Linked DNA regions of Mus musculus: region 1 is linked to region 2. The links are chromatin loops, found by intact Hi-C in ENCODE. Cell type or tissue: left cerebral cortex. All regions are shown on one strand. Each heading gives the region's core, and the rest is flanking DNA. Links, peaks and the distances in the headings are about the cores only.

Region 1 (10,873 bases), core at 1,590-9,589, 68 kb after region 2:
CCCAGAGCCTGGAGACCCAACATGACTTAGGCTCAAGGAGATGGTCTTCTGACAGCCAGACTCAGGAAGGCTCTAGACGGACTGACACTGGGATAGACAACCTTGGGAGCTCTTGAATGAGCAGAGAGGAAACATTGCAAGGCTCACTATCCCTCCCCAAACACCATGAAGCTCAAGATATCTCAAGACACCCCAAAAGTGTGCATTGCTGTGCATTCCCAACTCAGATGTTCTACGCCTGACGCTGCATCCTGCTACTGTCCTTCTGCTTTCATTAAGTGTGAGGAAATGAGGGCAAGGTGACAAATACTGATTAACCAGTGCCGCAGCAAGGGGACAGACGTCATCTTCTTCTCTCTCTCTGTCCCTCCCACCCTTTCTCTCACCCTTTTGGCTCTCTTTTTTACTGAAGATGCACTGCTCTTTGTCCTAACCTATGGAACGGTGGGTTAATTGGCTTATAGAGCTGCTGAATATGGAACAGAGCCCTAATGGAGATTTAATCAAAGGAGACAGTTATGTCGAGTGAGGTGTAAAAGCCATTGAAGATGAATGGAGATGGGTACAGTTCTCTCCCTAGAGTTATTCACAGCCATTTTAATAAAGTGCAAGTTTAACTATCGGATGGATTGTGTGACCAAGTGTCATTTGGCTATAGGGCACAAGAGGCCAGGCAAAGGAAGCAGAACTTGGAATGGCCCCCAGAGAAGGCAGAGCCTCTAGCTGCCTCGGGTTTACTGCTCTGGGCAAAGCCTACCTGTCATTGATGTGACTCATGTCAAGCATTGATTCCTGTGCCCTCTATGGCTAGTGGCCCATGACCTCAGGGGTCAGAGAAGAATATTAGTTCATGGCTGTTATAGGAGATCTGGTAACTCAGCGTTCCCCAGAAATGGTCCACTTGAGTCTCAGCATCCTTCCTTGTCAGAGCCTTTGTTCACTCTTCAGGGTCAGTTTTAAGGGCCACTCTGGGAAGACCTCTCTTTCCTCTACAGACATTGTACACCACACATAAAAGCAATATATCATGATTGTGTTTCTGGTAGATGTTATGGTTTGAGTGTGGGCTTTCCCACTACAGGCTCCTGTGTGTGAACTTGGGCTCCACTAGGGGTGCTGTTTGGGAAGGCTATGGGACATTAGGAGGCAGAGCCACCATATTGGAGGAAGTGCATGACTGGAGTAAGGTTTTGAGGTTTTATAGCCTAGTCTCTCTCTCTCTCTCCCTCCCTCCCTCCCTCCTCCCTCCCTCCCCTCCCTCTCTCTCCTTCCTGTGTACATACAGCATGTGAGAACTCCTGCTTCTATTGCCAAGGCTCCCCATGATAGCCCGTGATAGACGATATTCTATCTGAAACTGCAAACCAAAATTAATCCCTTCTTCCTTAACTTGTTTTCTCTCAGGATATTCTATCACAGCAACCTAAAAGTAACTAATAAAGTAGATGTCTGCCATAATGCTAGACCAAGACCTCCCCAAAGCGCATGTACACACACACACACACACACACACACACACACACACACACACACGTTTGAGTGTGTGTGTGTGTGTGTGTGTATCTTATCAGTGAGACCACTCTAGACAAGCCATGGTGTAATTTCATCTTTACTCAGTGCTATGGCACAGTCATCTCTTCTCAGACCTGCATGTTTCTTGACAGCAGGCCCCTCAACAGCTGTGTTGTCGCACTCTGTGTGCTGTAACACATGCTACTGAGCAAACTCCTGCCTTTTTCCTCACAGAAGCATCATTGAAAGGACTATTCTACCACATACATGTTTTGGAAAATTTGTCCAATTAACTCCCCCATACACTCCTGGAAGGAAAATTGTTGAGGTCAAAGTCTTGATACAATATTTTCGAGCTGCATTCCAAAAACCTAACACTGCGTGCTCACACACACCCCCACAGATCTGTCTGGGGGTATCTTCTTCACTGCAGACTTTCTAGGCATTGTCAATCAATGATGGGAAAAACTTGACATCTCATTCTTATTATATTTGACAATTTAATAGTCCAAGAAAGTCTCCTAAGGAGATGGAGTAACTACACATCCCCCAAGGCTATGAGAACCTCAAGAGCCCATGCTCTTGGGGAAATGACACAGGCCAAGAGTGCCTCTCCAAGAAGAGATTAGCAGTCACACAGTCTGGTTTACTCAATACCCTTGGGGGGGTTCTAGATGGCCATACTTCCTGTCATCCAATGCTTGTCTCAAGCCATAGATGTAAGAAGGAGTTCTAAACAATTTTGAGTATTAACAGGAACAATACTTAGTCCAGAGAGGCATGTATAAGATATAGGCTTCTAAAACAGACACATAGGTCCCTCAAAATATGGTATGACTTACAGACTCTACATCCCAGGACAACTTCAGAACCCAGGAACTAGACAGAGTTCTGGCCATGAGGCTGCAGCCTGGTGACTCCTTGGGTACCAGTAGTCCCATGTTCCTGTGCACTGGGAACTCTGAATGTAAGAGCAACAGGTGAAGTGTGGGGTCAACTGACAGGGGACAAGGACTGATGACAGCCTTCCAGGCTGAGCTCTCACTGCTTAAAGGACGAGGCACTTCTGGGCCTACTGAGCAAGAACTCACTTGTTTCTGAAAACATAGATACCATTTCTTTCGACATAAGTCCTTTTCTGGCGTTAGGGTGGGAGTGAGTGTGTTCATTTCTACTTAAAAAATGATTTTGACTGATGGTTTTCCTACATCTGCTGGTCCCACATCTTGGTCCCATGCTCCCTGTTATCAACAACCCAAGAAGCTTTGGTGATTTCCAAAGAAGATGCCTGACTTGCAGTGAAATAGTATTTGGTCCCCAAGGGGTCAAGCCCATGCCAAGCTGACGTTTGAGGCTACATACAGCTGGTGACTAACTCTAAAACCACACCCACGAACCAAATCGAATGGGACCAGCGCGGCCTTTACATTTAAGAGGTGAGTGTAATTTGAGAAGCAAGAAACAGCAGACCAGGGGCTAAACAAATAAAGACACAAGAAGTAAAAGCAGTTGTTAGTGGGTATCAACAGGTTAAGAACTTTGCCATCTACATAACTAGAATGTCCAGGGCACCTCATTAAATGTCCTATGGAGTGTTAGTTTACTGTTCTGTGTCTTATAACTTCAGCAAAATCCCAGAGGCTGGGTAACTTTGTGGGTTTTGAGTTCTGGCTCTGCCACCAAGACACTGTGTCCCAGAGCACGCTACGTGATCTTCTCTGAGGTCAGCTCCATCATCCTCAAAGTGCAGAGAATACTCACCCTGCCACTAGGAGTGAGACCGAAGTCACTTGGTTTCTTTGGGGTAGTTAGCAAAGTCCCAAGACCCTTGCCTAAAATCATGTAGCATTTGTAAATAATACACCTCCTCCGGATAACTAGCTAATCACCGCAAATGCTACTTAAGCTTTACAACACTGTGTTGTTTAGGGAATGGCAGTGGGGGTGGTGGGGGGAGTGTCTGTGCATGCTTGATACGGATACAATGTTTTGACAGGAAAGGAAACAGTTTATTCCGGGAAGACACAGAGCAACCTGGAGGCATGCTGCGCTTCTCTCATGGCGTGACTCCAAGATGCAAGGTTTTGAAAAATATTTTTCACCTGTCTCCGGTTGACTCTGTAGATACACAACACCAGCAGATATCGAGGGGTGACTGTGCTTGTAGCCTCGTGAAGACGAATGAGCTGGAGCCCTATGCATGGTCACTAGTGATTGCTGTCGGCTTCAGCCCTCACCTGGCCAGGTGCTGTGAGCCACTAGGGTAAGGAGGAGAAAGCAGCAGGCAGCTGGGAGAGGTCCATTGTTAATGTTGCTGGAAAAGGGCTTTCTCCGTTCACCTGTGCTAATAACTGTGTTCGCTGTCGATGGTTGACTTATTGGGATGAAAATAACATTCACGTTTGCACACCATAGTGCTGAGACTTGCTGAGTACCTACTATGTGCCTGGCCCTGCATAGTCCTGGGCCTCACATGGAGATTGCCATAACAACCAGTTGCTATGCAGAAACCAGAGCTTGGAGATCACTCCCTGGACCAAAGTCACTTAGCTCACAAACTGAAAACCTCAGCTCTCCACCCATGCCAGCTGACTTCACACTTTTATTTCAGGTAATCACTGGAGAATAAAGGTCCTAGATAAAGACTCAATCTATTCTCGGACATTAAGGACTCGTAGCTGTCTATTCTTTGTTCCTAAGCCTTTCCTCTGCTTTGTAAGCAGTCCTGCATCCTGCTCTCTCGCAGCATACTGAGCCATTTCCCTGCTCCCCTCCAGGGCTCAAGCAAACAGGACTTAGTCCAGCTTCAGTTCAGCATGCTTCCAGGATTAGCTCTTCCTCCCTCAAGCTGCAGCCACCACCACAAGAACAGCAGGCTGCAGCGCTTCTCCTTTAGCGAGGGTCCAGAATAATACCTGGTTGGTTGCTAGAGCTATGCCAAGCCCAGCAGAACCCCCAGAGAGCCAAGGACGGTGACCATGGCCCAGCAACCCTCACATGAGATGAGCAGAGGGTAAATGCTGCTATAAGGCATGGGGTTTGACAGCATCCGGAAGAAGATGTGGCCACAGGAAACGCTGCTTAATGCAGACATGGTCTCGAGGGTGGGGGGACGGACTAGGTAACCTCTACTGTGGTGGACTGTACAGGGGGGCATGACTCAAGCCCACCACTTTAGAAAGCAGTAGCACATTTGGTCGTAAAGTAGAGCTGGGGCATTTTTGTTCGTAATTAGTGATCTAAATATATTCTCTAAACTGAAATCAAAATAACGATGGCCCAGAGAAGTCTGGGGTGGGGGCGGGGGGAGCAGGGCCATGGTATGCTGAGTTTCTTGTTCCTGGTGGGTGGCTGTAGCAGATGCAGAGAGCAAGCCCAGTGGAACACATTTCTCCCCAGGGAAGAACAGCCTGTGGGCTGGGCTCTCTTTTCCTGTGGGTGGGAGAAGCCACCTGTGCACACACAGCTCTTTGGATCTATTTTTTTGGTTGCCACGTCGTCTCAACCCCTCTACATGACAGGTTCAGTATGAAAGCGCCCCTCCTCTTACAGGGAGCAAGCAGAGACCCCAAAGTCGGGTTGGAACCCCTTTTACTGAGGCAAAGCTCCAGCAAAGGAAACCTGGGGTTTACAAGCTGACGGCTAGCCACAGGGAAGGCTCAACTCAGCTTCACAGAGGCCTCTGTGTGGACCAGGAGACGGGGTGGCTCTTTGTGAGCAGTACCGTGCGCAAAAGTACAGTAGAGTCTTTGCTGGGTGGCAGTGACAGTGCCAGTGAAGGTGACTGTGCCCAGTTCTGTGCCCAGGCCTGCCCCTGAGCGCTAGATAATGTTTCCTGTCACTATAGTCCACGCTTCCAGTGACACATGGCTCAGGCCTTTGCACCAGGCTCCTGAGGTCTTTGTGAGGCCAAGAGAGGAAGGGAATGCTGGGGCCACTTCATTAGACTTCTCCTATTGGTCTTTGGCCAGCTGAGATCTGGGGAAAGGCTGCAACCGGCTGAGAAGTTTCCATGACAACGGCAGGCAGCACAGCTCTAGAGGCAAGGGGGTTGGGGAAATGGGAGAGGCCATGAAGGAGGGGGAATACTGGTGATAGGGGAGTTGAGATGGGAGGAGGGAAAGGGAAGGAAAAGAGGGAGGGGGGGAAACAGAATGAACAAGAGAGTCAGAGGAAGGGAGGGGGCAGAAGAGGGGACAAGGAAGTCAGGAAGTTGAGGAATGGAGGATAATGGGGAAAAGGCAAGAGGGATGCCTGAGGAGAGGTGTATGGAGAGGAAGGAAGGATCAAGAAGAAGAAATGGGGAACAGGAAAGTCATTGCTCATAATCCCAATCTCACAGTCCAGGAACATGAGGAGTGCCTGTATCCTTGAACGCTGTGACTTGCCCACATCCAATGGCTGACCAGGTCTGGAACACACAGACCTGGCTTCGGAAGGCCAGTGCTCCAGTCACTCATGTCCTGCTGGCCACTGTGTGTGGAACAGCAAGGAGTGTCCAGAACAAGTTATAGAATCGGAGAAATTCTATGTGCTTCTGGCTCCAGGGGCCTGGGCAATCTGTTTCTTGGAGGACTGAGGACTGAAGGTAGGGCCTTGAATTTGCTAGGTAAGCACTCCAGTACTGTGCAACACCCACAGCCCTTCTGATACTTTGTATTTTGAGACAGGGTCTAACCTTATACTCACTTAATAGCTCAGGCTAGCCCAGAACTTTCAATCCTCCTGCCTCAGTCACCTAGGGGTGTGTGTGTGTGTGTGTGTGTGTGTGTGTGTGTGTGTATGTGTGTGTGTGCAAATAGACAGGGGGTGGGAGGACGGCCTCAGATGTCATTCGTCCAGAGTTACTACCTTGTTTTTCAAGACAAGAGTCTCTCAATGGTTTGGAGCTTGCCAAATAGTCTAGACCTGCTGAGCATGGAGCCCCCAGATCCACCTGTCTCTGCCTCCCCAGTGCCAGGATTATTGGCACAGACTACCACTCTGGCTTCTCTACATGGATTCTGAGGCTGGAACCCATACTATAAGGCAAGCACTTTACCGAATGGCCAGTCATCCACGTACAGTCAGAGAAATTTCTTAACCACCCAAACTTCAGTTTTCTGGTCTTGAGAAACAAGGAAACAAACATGATGGTTGTTTCACATAATTGTGAAAATAACTAAAATAATACAGTCCCAGTTTGGGAAGATGCTGGTGGGTTTCTCTGGGTTCAAAGCCTGCTTGGTCTGCACAGTGAGTTCCAAGACAGCCAGAACTACATAGAGACTCCATCACAAACAAACAAACAACCACAAAACAAAACAAAACAAAACAAAACAAAAAAACCCCAAAACCAAAAAAACTTGGAGAGCCTCAGGGTGAGACATTGTAAGCAATTTATAAATGAATATTATTTTGTATGTGTTACCATTAGCCCTGTCAAAAGCATTGTGTGAGACTCCATTTCCTCATATATAAAATGAGACAATCCCCTGCCTCAGACAGCTTTTGAAGTGCATTATTGTACATGCTTACTAACTGTTAGCCAGCAATGTGATGTTTTTAATAATAATACTTTATGGGGTGCCTGGTACTTTTTCAAAACACATTCTATAACGTCCCTTCATTTAACTCCAGGATAGTCATCAATAGCGGCTATCAGAAGTCCCTTCCCACTGACCCTACATGCAGTTCCCATCTCAGCACCCATGACCCCATCAAATTCCAGATTGTTCCAGAAACAACCCTTCCACATAGGCATCACCCCCACTTTATGATTGAGAAGTCACAGGCACTGAGGGTAAAGAAATTTGCCTTAGAGCTCGGACTTGCAGGGAGAGTGACCGGGACAGGGGACAAGCAACTTGTCACAACTCATCACACCGGTGATTTCACCTCCAACCACAATTCCTTTTTCCCTTAAATCTAAATTAATTTATACTTTCACAGATACATAAAAAAATTAAAAGTACATTTGCTAGAGTGTTATGCACAATGCTTGGTGTCTGTGCTGTGTCCGTCGAGGGAGGCAGGAAGCAGCCCTGGCTCCTTGGGGTGCCTCACTCACTTGTGATAATGCCCTGGATGTACATAAGCCACTAAGGTGCTAGGCGGGCTTCCTGAAGTGGTGTGGAGCCCAGAACTGTGTGAACACACCAGAAAAAAAATCACAGAGTGAGTGAGTGACCGGTCACTTCTGGACATGGAACTACAACTATCTACAGGAGCTGACGTAGCTGGCTTAGCTGGTTTTCTCTTTTTTGTTTTTCATGGGAAGGTGAACTGCAGATATTGCAACAACAATGTCCCCTGCTCTCTCTCTCTCTCTCTCTCTCTCTCTCTCTCTCTCTCTCTCTCTCTCTCTCTCTTTCTGTCTGTCTCTCTCTCCCTCCCTCCGTGTGTGTGTATGTGTGTGCGTGTGCGTGTGTGTGTGTGTGTGTGTGTGTGTGCGTGTGTGTGTGTGGTATATGTGTGGTGTGTGTAGCATGCTGTAGTGTGTGTGAGTGTGTGTGTCATAGTGTGTATGTATGGTATGTGGTGTACTGTGGTATGGTGTTTGTATATGTGTGGTACATTGTGTGGGAGCTTGCTGTGGTGTATGTGTGTGTGTGTGTGTGTGTGTGTGTGTGTGTGTCTACCTGTCTGTCTGTCTTGGGGGAGATTTGAGGGAGAGAGTAAAGACAAGCATGGCAAAGAGAAATAGGATGGAGAACAGAAGTTAAGAGAAACATGAGCCACAGAGAGAAGATGCTGAAGGCAGGAGAAGGAAAAAAAAAACAATGCCCAGGGACAAGAGAGAGGGAGAGAAAAAACTGGGAGATGCTGAGAAGGAGTGGCAGGCAGATAAACAGCCTGTGACAGAAAAGCTTCTAAGAGAGATGGGCAGGGAAGCAGAGACACACAGAGGCAGGAAGACAGACAGCAAAGAGAGCAAACAGCGAGACGTGGAGATAAAAATATAGGCTCGGTGCCTGCAAAAACCAGGACCAAAATCAGCCACCCCGCTGCTCCCCTTCGGAGGGAGGGCTGAATCCGGCTCTACGTTCCACAAAGGCTGTGCTCGGGCAACGCTGGTTGTGCTAAAAGAGTTTTAAATCGTAGCTACAATTTGGCAGCACATGAGTTCTAGGCATCACCTCATTGGAAAGAATGTAAGGAACATCATTCGTTCCCAGCTTCTAAAGAAGTGAGTGTTCACAGTGAAACAAATGGCTCCTGTTGCCACGGGGATGCTTATACCACGAGGGGCCTGATGCTGCGATGGCCTCATTAGCGGTGCATTTACATTTGCTCAAAAGGCCTCCTCTGTCCCTCCTGAGGGCAGGGTCCAGATTGGGCTGAGCCCAGAAGCTCTAGTGAAAGAGAAAGTCTTGGTTGAGCTACATGCTATTCAGTCACATCCCATGCAAACGTAGGTCAATGCCTTTCTCCAGGTAGTCACACCGAGGCAGTCTTCCCCGTGTCCTATAAATGTGCCCACGTGGGGCTGAGAGGTGCAGTTCCCTAGTGTATATGGAGGGCTGGGACCCAAGGCCAGCCTGTCTTCTCCTCTGCAGTCCTTCGCTCAGTGTTAAGAACAAGCGTGTTCTGGCGTCACTCAACATGCTCTTAACTTTCCAGTTATGCTGGAGAGGATGCAGATGTGGAAGATGGAGGGTGTGGGGCCAACAGATACAACTTGAGCGGGTTGATGTGTGTGTGTGTGTGTCTGCTTTCCACTTGACACAGTCACATAGAAAAAAGGAACATCACCTGAGGCATTGCCTCCATCAGATCGGCTTGTCCATAAGTCTGATGAAGTGTTTTTTTTACATTAGTGGATGATGTGGGAGGGCTCAGCCTACAGTGGGCAGTGCCACCTTTGGCCATTGGATTGTATAAGAAATCAGGCTGAGCAAGGTATAGAAAGCAAACCAGTAAGTAGCAGGCCTCCATGGCCTTTATAGTACCCGGTAGCTTCCCTTCATGATATACTGTAACCTATAAGATGAAATAAACCCTCTTCTCCCATGGTTGCTTTTGGTGATGGTGTTCATCACAGCAACAGAAAAAAAATGAGGACATAACTTTGATAGGAGTCACCTGTGGTGTCCCCCATGCCCGGAAGCTCCTCTGCACATACCTCCTTAGGCAGCTTCTGACTCCCTCTACCGTTCTGCCCCAAGATGCTCTTAGGACAAAGGAGAGGGAGTGAATGCCTGTGAGGTGGGTCTCCAAGAGGGAGTCCCAACTGCAAGGCACAGGTGAAGACCAATAAACAACCTTGCAAGATCACCTCTCTTTCTGGAAAGTTCTGAAGACGTTTCTACAGTTTCTCAAAGAGTCTGGAACAGGACAGAGCCTTACTTACCCCAGTCGGTGGCAACTGGCTCACCTCACACCTTCTCCTTCTTCCTTGGAATCCACAACCAAGCAAATGTTTGTAGCTAAGTCCTATTTTCAGGAGACCCCTAACGGGATGCAGCCTCGCTTGTGCTGGTTCAGCTGGCATAACTGCCCTGAAGAGGGGACTTTTTCCCTCCCAATCAGAACCCATCATCAAACAGTCAATCTGCACCAAAGAGTGGCTTCTGGGAGCCTACCTATGCTGCTCATAATGGAAGAAGGAATCTATTTTCCAGCTGCAAAGAAAAATGCTAAACCAATAACCCTGCAAATAAACACAAAGCTGTTACTTCAGCAAATTCTACGGAGGGAAAGTAAGTAGGATTTGGAGAATATAAAATAGATCTGTTTGCCCTGACTAAGTGGGTCAGGAGCACCTTCTCCACGTAAGTGACACTTCGGCTGAGAGTGGGAGTAGACTTTAACCAGAGAACATGAGGGGGGAAAAACTTGGAGCAGTGAGAACACCATGAGTCGCAGTGGCATTGAGGCAAGCCAAAGCAGCGTCACAGCCAGGCTAAATCGTTGGAAGATGTTTGACTTCAGCTCTGTCTAGCTCCACGTTGCCAGCTCTCTGAGTTATGCTCAACATCTGGAGTGCAGATGAGTGCATAGGAATAGGAGGAGACTTCTTAATCCCATTATTTATAGTAAAGAGAGATGAACCGCAAGGTTCTTTAAATAGAAAACTCCCGTAAGGTATTTAAAAACTAGTTCAATTACATAAGAAGGAGCTACGGTTGCCTACAAATGTGTCTGTTGGGTGTAAAGGAAGAGGAGCTGAAAGTCTACCGGGTGGTGGCTCTGGGGTTCCCGGGGTGGGGGGCAGGGGTTGAGCATCTTCCCGAGCCTGTTGTGTGCATCTAGCACTAAAGTAGCAGCTGTCTTTGCAAGGATGCTGGGGAGGAGAATGGGGCTTCTAGAGTGGCTGAGAGATGAAGAGGGGCTGACCTCTGGGAGCCTGAGTTATAAGGCCTTCCTTTCAGGGCAGAGA
Region 2 (10,873 bases), core at 1,760-9,759:
ATGTGGAGGGGTCTGACCTGTCATTCACATTATAGATCTGCAATGATTCTCAATAAAAATTGTAAAGCAAAGTTGTATCTTACCATATGGGAGATTTAAGGAGATGGGATTCTACGTGGAGATTTGAGGAAGGAAGAACACTATTCCTAAGATGTGCTTAAATGGGGACAGAAGGAGTGGGCTTGTCAAGATGTGTGACCTCAGACAGAGGGGTTCCAGGACTGGAAGATGTTCTTGGCTCAAGAACTACTGCTTAAGAGTCTTTCAATTCTAAGTCACAAAACAGTAAAGTCGAACCAACCATAAAAGGGGAAAAAAGGGTGGGGGAAAAATAGGGAAGGAAGGAGGGAGGGAAATACTTTGACTCAAGTCACTGAAAGGTCCAAATAATAGTTTTGGCATACTAGACAAGAATTTCCAGTTCACAACACTGATATCAGGGCCTGGCAAGTCTTTCTTGTCTACCCTATCCATTTCAAAAAATCTTAAAACACATCTCTCAGTTAGTGTCATTCCCACTTGTAAGCCTGGTTATCACACACACACACACACACACACACACACAAAACCATCAGATGCTGCCGAGGGGGAGCCAGCGTCTAAACACTGCTGCAGAGTTTCTCTCCTTCAAGAAAGCTGGCATTGATTTGAAAGGTGAGGCAGGTACCTGGTTTCTAAGGAAATGGTTATCACAAGTCCATCTTTCAACCCCACTGTAAAGGAAGTGGTAGAGGGTCTTTTCTGGTCATTCCCAGAGAACACAGGCCATGTCTGCTTGGGTCAATGCCCAGTAGCATCCCTACTCCTGTCTGTTCAGGTGGTTGGGTGCCCATGGCAGAATTGGTCCCCTTATCTAGATAAAGAAGACATGTTAATTGGTTAGAGTTCACTGTTAGAGCTGCTTTGGCCCAGCCCCCATGAATGTGTATGGAATCAGGGCAGCTTCATGCATAGACAGAGGGAGGGGAGGGAGCAAGCCCAGGGCATCTGATGAGTCAGTGAGGGATGTTAAGGCAGAAGTGGCATGGCAGACCACTGTAAAGGGCTCCGTTCATAACGCTTAGGCTTCTCATCACAAATCAAGAAGAAAATAGGCAAGAGAAGCTGGGATGTCCTGTAACTCTGACACTGTAGAGATGGGAGGATCTTAGGCTAGAGAGCATCTTGGGTTACAGGGTGAGACTCTACAGAAAGACAATGGGTAAAGAGGAGAGAGGGGGAGGGAGGAGAAGGAAAATACACAGAAGAGAGAACTGGGCTGGAAAACAAGGAGGGGGATTGCTTGGTGGGCAGCTAGTTTTCATTCACCTCAAGCTATAGAAGAGCCCTTAATGAGACCCTTGGAGAGTTATGGGCGGGCTCTTTTATTTGCAGGAACACTTACACTGAACACGTGCACGTGCATGCGCACACGCATACGCATGCGCACATGATGGAATCCCAAGAGAGAAGCATGTCTATCAGTCTGAGAAGACAAAGTAAAAGAACAAGATAGCTGAGATGGGATAGCGCTGCGTGAATCAGTCAGACCTGGAAAGAAGTTCTTCCCTGCCAGGAGCATGCGCTATCCTGTAGCCATCCACACTTTGCATGCATCCAGGAGCATGCGCTATCCTGTAGCCATCCACACTTTGCATGGGACCCCCTAGACATGGGCAGAGGAACCCCGATGAGTTGCTGCTGTGTGCCTGAGGCAAGCATGGAGAGCCCCGAGCTTGTGTGAGGCTGGCTGGACCAAGGTAACCAGATGTCACTTTCCCCCAAGATATTCACACCTCCACGGGTCAAGCTCTGAAAAGGTCAGAGGCCCCATAAGTCCCCACTTCTGCTTCAAAGGGAGAGAAGCTGGAGTCCGAAGTGAGATTAAAGACCCCGGCTCTCTCCCCAGAAAAGGATCCCCTTTGTGGGAAGTAAAACAGGTTGAGAAGTGTTATTATCTAGGATGGGGACATTTTAATTACTGAGTGGAGACTGCATTTGTGGTTTAAAGTGACCAGAACTCCTTTTTTATTACCTAAAAGCCAGGAGAAAATTATGGGACCTGCCCAAGACAGAGATTTCATCCCCAGGCAAGGGAAAATGCTCTGCACTGTATAAATTTTAAAGGGAGAAAGAGAGGCAAATGAAATCTGTGCTTCGGGTGATAGTCACTCAAGAGGCAGTTTTGTGTCCTTTAATGAAGCTCACAGAAGGGGGTCCAACCAGGCTCACGTGAGGGGTCTTAGAGGAACTTCCTCCCACATGGGGAGTCTGAGTTGCAGCAGAGTCTGTGGAGCTCCTCACATCACAATAGACATTTAAGAAGGAACAGGTTCAGGGGGCAACCTCCAGGGTCAACCCCAAGATCAGGAAAGAGTGTGTATGTGGGGGGTGGGTAAGGACACAGCAGGCAGCAGCAATCCTAGACAAATGTCATGCAGCTGAGCAGGGTGCACTAGCAGAAGCAATTTAAAGGCCACTCTGAACCTGCCTAGGAAGCCATAATTTCCCGTCTCCCCCGAGGGCCTCATCTCTATACCAGGTTAATGCAGTTATTATTTACCATCTGCCCTGATTTTCTTGCCTTCTGCCCTGTAGCACTTGTGACCCAGGAAACAAGGTTACAAAACTGCTTCTGTAGCCAGGAGCTGGAGAACACTGGACCAGGACCCTCATTGCATCTTGTTCTAAGTAAAACGGTCACCAACAGGCACTCAACCCCCTTCTCTCCTCCATGAGGACCCTCAAGGTCCTGCTATGATGCTCCCACACAGATCTTCCTCTTCATCTTTTAACCTTGGCCAGTAACAGGGCAGAAAGCCCACTAAACAAGGGGGATGAGCCCGCTCACAGATGAAGCAATGCAGGGGCCTCTGGAGCCTGCCCCTTCTGGCAAGCGTATGCTAATTGCATTCTGGCTTCTTGCAAATTACAGCTATTCCTTAGGTTTTAAAAAAAAATGACATTTCATGTTGATTGCTGGGCTTATTTTTCTCCCACATTGGGAAAAAGGCGGGGCTGGTGATGCTGCAGTTTGGCACTGACATCATAGGGGGAGTGAGGTACTGCTGCCAGGGTTCGAGGACTTTGGAGACTATTGTGTTTTTTGGTTTTTGGGTTTTTTTGTTTGTTTGTTTGTTTTTTTAATTTCATCTCAAACAATTAGATGAATCTAATTTCCCAATTCACACAGAACCTCCTTGTGGTTTTGAAAAATTTCTAACCGTTATAACTTCCTAGGTTCCTCTGGCTAGACGAACTACCCTGGGGAGTTTGTTCAGCTGCCAATTCGTGCAGCTCAAGACGGCCAGTTGTAGTTGTGATTGTGTGGGGCCCTCATCTCATCTGAGGTCCTGAGGCCTTAAAGCAGAAGTCCCATCATATATACTACACTGCCTTCAGGTCCCATGCGCTCAAGTTATGGCCCAGGGAGCATGTCAGTATGTGAGAGATCTAGCCTTAAACTCTTCCAGTGCTGTCCTTAGCTGTGTTTTGCTTTCTCTGCTCCTCTCCCATGACGTCACTTCTTCGGGGCTCATGCACTATGTTCTTGTGTCTTATAAAGCTCTCTGTTTGATTTTCAAGTCTGATCAATAGCGGTAGATTTTTTTTTTTTTGATGTAAACAAAAGTCCTTGGGGGTCCTCAGGAATTTCAAGACACCCAGGCATTTGCTTGCAGCCCTTTAAACCAGGCTTTCTTTCAAAGTCCTGCCCTCTGTTGTGACATGCACCATCTCACTCAGTCCCTGAGAATAAGCCCTCCTCCAGTTAGGCCTGAGCTGCACACTGTGTGCAGCCAGCCACCCTGCCTTCCATCGCCTCCTGTGAACCACTCTTTTCCTGGCTCAGTCTGAAGCGCTCTTAAATTTGGCAAAACAGCTGGATGGGATTACGTCATTCAGGGGCAAGGAGTCATCACCTTAAGATCACCCCTAAGTCCTGCTGGCACCCAGTTTAGAGAAGTGGGTGTGTTTGTTCTGGCCCATGTTACAGGAGTCAAAGGAGAGAGTCTGGAGTTAGACGACAAGGCAACTCCAATCCAGCGGCCTGTACTCTTTGGTTAGAGCATCCTGGCCGTGGAGCTTCTAGATAGTTCTTTTTAAAATGTGACCCCTCCCTCTCTCCATGCCTTTGTCCCCCATCTCATCTAGTTTCATCCCATCCCCCCTCTTCTTTTCTTTCTTCTCTCTCTCTCCTCTGCTGTCTTTGTCCTTCCTTCCTTTTCTCCCTCCAAGCTTTAAAGATGCTCCTAGATGGATCTCTGTCATTATTCCCCTGGAAAGAGCGGTGGGTGGATTTCAATAAATGTAAATAATAATTTAAAAAACTGGACCTGTGACCCTTGGCCAGAAACAAGTGGTGGCCCTGTCAGTACTGCTGCAGTCCCTGGGACTCTGGGAGGACTGTGACACTGACATGGCTTTCTGTCTCTAACTCTCAAGGAAAACAAAATGCTCTCCAGTCTTCTCTGTCCCCATAACTTTCCCAACTGGTCCAATATTGCCTGTCCCTCAGAAGGGCTTTCCCACAATGCTGTAGGCCTTTTCACACTTCAATCCATCCCTTTAAATTAGGATCTGAGGCAAAGAGAGCAAGTGCCATTCAGGTGACTTTCCAGCCACTGTGAAGGCAGAGGCACAACACAAGCTAAAGCCAGAAGAGGAAACGTCAGACTGCACCAGAAGCCACAGCTCACTGTGGGCTCGGTCACCACTCGTGTTCCAACCCATATCCCATGGTTCCTTTCAGGGCTGAGGACTGGCAGTGGCTGATACAGGAGAGCAGGGGTAAGGGACTAGTCAGGCTGCTAACTGGGGTGCTGATCTGCAGCTCAGATCACAAGTCACACACATCTGAACAACAGCGACCCCTCTTACAGGTGTTGAGTGTATGGCGACAGATGTGGGAATAAGGATGAAATAGAAGAAGAAATAGCTACACTGTTTCAGCAAACACTGAAGAGAGTTCTGTCCCGTACAGTCATGGTTAAGGACTTCAGCTGTGGAGTTAGATGGACCCAGGTTTCCAAACTAGCCCAGGTATTTACCAACACATCAGACTCAGCTTTAAGATATGCACATCACAAAGGATAACAGTGTCTACGTGGAGAGTTTATAAGGCTTGTGTAAGTTAATAAATTCCAAGTCCCTAGAAGAGTGATTGTAATATAGAGGGCAGCAGACAAGGCAGTTGCTGTCAGTAGTGGATCAGAGAGGAACTGAAGCAACCCAGGCATGGTGACTGAAGTAGGGTAGGAAGGAGGGAATTGTACTTCTGTGCTCCTCTGAGCCCCCAGGGGCTCATTCCTCAGATGCAACAGACCGCAGGTCCCCCTCATCCCACTCACCCAAGAGGATGTGGCTCCAAATACACTTCTCAGGCAGAAATGCAGATGCCTGGTGAGTATTTGGGGATAGTGGTTGGAGGTGAGAGGTGGGTGGTAGGTAGCTGAGCCAGGCAGCAAGTGGCTGAGTCTGTGTTTGGGCATCTGTCATCACTGGTCATCTTAGGATGGAAGCACACACCAGGCCCAGGGACTCAAGGGCAGCCTTCGCCAAACAGAGAACATTCCAGTTAGATGTGAGAAGATAAGTGGGCGTTTTGTGAGATTCTGTAGGGAACCAGTCACATAAATGTCATTTCTACCACACTGCTTGAAATAGCTCACATAACTTTCTAGAACACTGCTTCATGCATTTAAAAGTTGAGTTTCATTATTGTGTTGCTAGAATCTAGCCTGCTAAGAAAACCACAGACGAGTGAACAGTGAGATGTGCTGGACACAGTCCCATTGGTGAGGATACCTGGAGGCTGGCTCTATAAACTTCCCCCCAGACTCTATCAAAAATGAACCCCCAGACACCCATCTGGTTACAGTTGACACATAACTGCTAGCTCATTTAACCCTCAAAAACACCCTCTGAAGTGTGTATAAGTATCCCCATGTTACACACAAGGCAATGATGGTCTTCAATGTATCTGCCTAAAGAATATAAAAACCCTGCTCCGGGCCTCTGGATAGAGTTGTAAAGAATGAGACACACCTCTTCAGCCAGGCTACTCTCAACCTTCAAGGCTGAGATGCAGCAAGTGAAGTTTAGTGCTACCGTGGACATATACAAAGGGATGCAAAAGGCTCTACTTGGGGGTGGGGGGCATCTTAAGATCTCAGAATTTCTTCTACCTGGAAGACAGACCAAGATCCCTAAAGATGGTCATGTGTTGCTTAACCAGGTTGCCACCTGATTGCTTAGTCAAGCCACGGTCCGTGGCTGTTCGGGTACTCAATTGGTGTGATTTAAGTTTAGGATCAGTTGACTGATAAGAAGCAAATTACCCAAGAATCCGGCTATGCCATGGCGCTGTGACTGGTTGAAAGGCCTTAGGGACAGAGCTGAGACTTCTCTGAGAAGAGCAAGAGCCCATTTATGAGCAATAGCTTCACAGAGCTGAGAGCTCTGGCCTAGCCTTCCCGACTGTTCAGGCTGAGGGCTTTGGTCATGCCTTGCCAACCACACCATTATGTCAGCCAGTCCCTGCCAGGAAATCTACTCCTGTTTCTGCTTTCCCTGGCAAATGCTGATGGGTGCACCCTTGTTCCTGGCATCAACTCTGACTTGAAACCTTTTAATATTCCCACTGGGCCCTTGTTCTGAGCCCTCTCCCTTTCATCTTGCTAGAGGGTCTGATGTTGGTCATTCTCAGTCCCAGACTTCCTGGCCATGATTATGGGTAAAAGTCTAGGGGCCATTAGAGAAAACAGAAACCCTGCAGTTTGCTGGAACTCAAGAATCATGTCTTATGCTGGTGATTACAGGGCTGGCTGTTTCCCCTTCCTCCCTGCCTGGATTCTAGAAAAGAGACATGCCTTGCCTTATGGTGAACCAAAATCAGCTTTAATGGGGCTTTCTAGTTATGTCAACGGCACAGAAAATGCTACCATTTGGATAGAAAATGTCCTCTATGGGCTCTTGCGTTTGAACACGTGTGTTCTCTGGCTGTTGGCACTATTTTGGGAGATTGTAGAATCTTTGAAACCAAAAGCATGACTTGTGGAGGGGAGTCAAGGTCCAGGCATTGGGTTGTAAACTAGCCCTGCTTCCAATCCATCCTCTGCTTCCTGATCCATAGGCACAGTGTGAACAAGCCTCCACCCCAAGCTCGGTCAAAAGCCAGCAGCATGCCTTCCCCACTATGGTGGACTGAAATTTCTGAGACTATGAGCCAAAATAAATCCCACCTTAAGCTGCTTTCTTTTTTTCAGTTTTAGTCCCCCCTTAGCAACAGCAATGACAATAAAACTAATATAATACAAGTGGCTTGGACCTGAGGTCAAAGTGAAATGTCTGACTCAGAGTCCTGTGAATTGAAGGCAAACAGGCTCATAATAGCAACACATAGCGTTCAGTTTCCGGCTCCACTTTGTCCTAGAATGGCGAGTAGATTTTCTTAAGGAAAAGTACTACAGTGGTGACATAATGGCCAGGACAAAGAAGAGAAGAGCCTGGGTCTCTGAGGCAGGCGGTATCCACGTGATAGATTCTAGAGTGAGAGAGAGGCTGGCACAGGTGTGCATCCCTGCTCCACTAGAATGTGCCCAGTGCATGTCAAGGTCATGGATAAGATGGTGCAGTCCCCAAAGGCAGCACGCACAGGGCTTGTACGGAAGATGGAAGCTAAGCATGTTTATTCTGATGCTTATCCACCAGGAGTAGAGCAGAGGTCCACTCTTATCTGTGCAAACAGGAGAGATGTGGATTGAGGCTGTCCCTAGACCTGGACACTGTGTGACAACACCTCTGCTGCTGCTCATTACTCCAACATGGTGCCTGCCTTAGGGTTTCTGTTGCTGGGATGAAACCCCATGACCAAAAGAAACATAGAGAGGAGGAAAGGGTTGTTTCACTCCCATATCCCAGGTCACAGTCCACTGATGGAGGCAAAGGCAGGAATTCAAGGCAAGAACCTGGAGGCAGGAACTGAGGAGGCAGAGGCCATGGAGGAGTGCTGCTTACTGGCTTACTCAGTCTGCTGTCTGTTACACCCAAGGAGCACCTGCCCAAGGGTGGCACTGCCCATACCAATGGCCTGGGCCCTCTTACATCAATCATTAATCAAGAAGATGCCCTATAGACTTGCACTACAGACAAATGAAAGCATTTTCTCAACTACAGTTCCTTCTTCTCAGATAGCTCTTGTTGTGTCAAGGTCACAGAAAAACAAACAAATAAACAAACAAACAAACCACACTAAGATGGCGTCCATGACTTAACTTGACAATGGCATTTGGGGCTGTTCCCTTCCCTACTCAGCTTCTTCCTTTTATGTTGATTAGGGAATTATCTAGAGATCTGCCTGTGAGAAGTCAGGCACACAACTCTTCAGAGACTTGTGCCCTCAGAAACCAGTCTTGTCTTGGTCTCTCTCGGTTCTACAGGGACCTGTGGAGTACAGTTGTAATAGGGGCCCTGGAAAAGACCTGACATACTCAGGAGCTCCCGAGCTCTAGGCTTCTGTGACACTGTTCATCTATGTCATCTTCAAAGCCCAGTAGAAAACAAGATTTTACTCACCCTAGGAGTTCCAAACCACACCCCAATTTCAACAGCAGGTCTTTAAAATCTTTCAAATAAAAGCGAGCAGCGGGTATCTTGGAGTTATAAAAAAAAGCATCATCAGGGGAAATGAAGACAATGGAGTCTGAGGCCAGCTGACTGAAGGCCTCTGCTTAGGAAGCTGAGTGAGTGCCCAATATAGCTCTCCCCGAACCCTCCTGGGTATTTCCCTTTTAAGCCTGCCTAGCACTGTGGTGCTCAAAGCTGCCTATTGCTTTGCACATTGCTGGAAGACAGTCTCCAAGTTGCCAAGCAAGGCTCGAGAGAAGAGACCACCCCAGCCTCTCTACCACCCAGCACCCTGGGCTCCAACTCTGCCGATGTCCCCAGGGTTTCCATGTAGCCTCAGCGTCTGGAAGATCTTTTTCCTTCTCTGTCTCATTGCCCACATCTTCTGCAAATGGCACCCCAAGTTTCTCCTTCTTGGGAACATTCTTTGTCACTCCTAAGTGTGTTCTCCAGATTTTCTGTTTTCTCCACGGGTCGGGGGCACAGTGGGATTGGTTTCCAGGGTTGTTGACTTAGAGACCATGCAATTAGTTCTGATGTATGACTTGTGAGTCATGTGTAGCAGTCCTGGGCCAGGTCGTCTGCCAGCTCCTGTGAGGCCCTCTAGAATCATCTTTCCCTCTGGCATGGAAACCAGCAATAGTCCAGATGGCAGCTGCTCTTTTACCTGATCCCAGTGTAATTTGTTACCACCACAGACATCCCTAGTCCATACTGCTTGGTATGGACTTTCTGACCAAAATGGCTGTGCTTGCCTTCTCTGGACTCATGTCACTCTTGGCTTTTGTCCCATCGTGCATGGAGTATGTGTATGTCTATCTGTACGTCCAAACTTCAGCCTGATCATGGAGCTTTGAATCTGAATATTCAGCTTGGGGTCAGCTTCAGTGTAGTAGCAGACATCAACACACAACCCTTGTGCTATTACCTGCCGGGGTTTTCTCCTCCTCCCTGCTGCGAGGTGTGGAAATGACCTAGACAGCTTCCCGTTCCTCTGGCCTGCTTTCCCTTGCTGCTCAGGTTCCCAGAATTGATCTCACTTCTCCCGTTTTCAGTTCAATGAGGGGGTCAAGGAGTCAAACTTGTTCTGGTTCATATCTTCTCATTACCTCTAAAAATCCCAAGAGTCTGACTCCTGCCTGGACAGTCATTTTAGGTGAGAGGCAGAACTACTTGGACCACCAGGAACCGTACATCAGGATTAGTAGGCACCGGAGGCTCCTGGAGTAGCACAGACTTCCTACGCATCCTTTCAGAAAGGGATGGAGGAATAGGAGTTCTGGAGCCCTGTTCCTCTAACACTTAATGTCCTAGCCTCATGAAGTATACACACACACACATACACGAGAGAGAGAGAGAGAGAGAGAGAGAGAGAGAGAGAGAGAGAGAGAGAGAGAGAGAGAGAGAGAGAGAGAGATTGAGAGAGAGATTGAATATGAGTTATGGACCTGGTCCTCTCTCTGGCTTTATGTTGTCTTAGGCCTCCATGTAGCATCTGTATTCTGGCTCCTGAACCATTTCCTTCCTCTCTCCTGAGACAGGTCTTTTTTTCAGACCTCTTTGCCTGATGCTCCACTACACCTGGCACCCCAAGGTAGTGCATACCCACCCAACCTCTTCAGAGTGGCAGCAGCCATGGACAGAGGGAGAGAGAGAGTCCCACCAGGTTGCCAGGATGTGTGATTTAGAAATCTTCTAGGGCCAATCCCCCTTCACTGGTTGTTTCCCTGGATGGGTCGAATTCATCACTCTGTCCTTGTTCAGAGGCTGTTATGTCTTCTAAATGCGTCCAGTCTTCTCCATGAGAAAGCCGCAAAAGAGATGTCAAACTGATCCCCTTAGACACCCCAAAGTCTTGCGAAAAATGATAGGAAGAAGAATCGTATGTGTACACACATTAATACACACACATATGTACATGCATACATACATACATACATACATATATACATAGTGTTTCTGTGTTTGTGAATATTTATTGTCCTGTTTCTGTTTTGGTGGAAATACACTTTCATTTAAAACAGGACATCTGGAACAATGTAACATCTAGATATCTTGGGGATGGTAGTTAATATTTTACTACATACACACATATACATATCTGTGTGTGTGTGTGTGTGTGTGTGTGTGTGTGTGTGCGCGCGCACACACATATGTATATTAGGAATTCTTTGGTAGAGAAAAAGAAGATCCACTCAAGTGAAATAAAGACAGGAAGGTGTGGAGTAGGAGGCTCCATTGCAGCGCAGTGCTGAGAGTAGAGACCGCT

The links. Peaks named below come from ENCODE experiments on the same cell type or tissue, not always from the same donor. Only the 100,000 strongest peaks of a DNase experiment are listed, where the experiment ranks them.
Region 1: a loop joins it to region 2, with 8 times the contacts of the local background. A loop is called at or near these places in 3 of 42 quality-filtered maps.

The regions. Positions count from the first base shown.
Region 1 is chr4:127,634,988-127,645,860 of GRCm38, reverse strand. No RefSeq gene overlaps it. Among named protein-coding and RNA genes, the nearest start is that of Gm40255, 22 kb to the right of the region's middle. In left cerebral cortex, for the core only: no CTCF peak of the experiment used is centred there; DNase peaks (open chromatin) are centred at 4,923, 5,502, 5,914, 8,455 and 1 more place; H3K27ac peaks cover 2,675 bases.
Region 2 is chr4:127,702,972-127,713,844 of GRCm38, reverse strand. No RefSeq gene overlaps it. Among named protein-coding and RNA genes, the nearest start is that of Gm40255, 90 kb to the right of the region's middle. In left cerebral cortex, for the core only: a CTCF peak has its summit at 2,874; DNase peaks (open chromatin) are centred at 2,885 and 5,475; H3K27ac peaks cover 2,391 bases.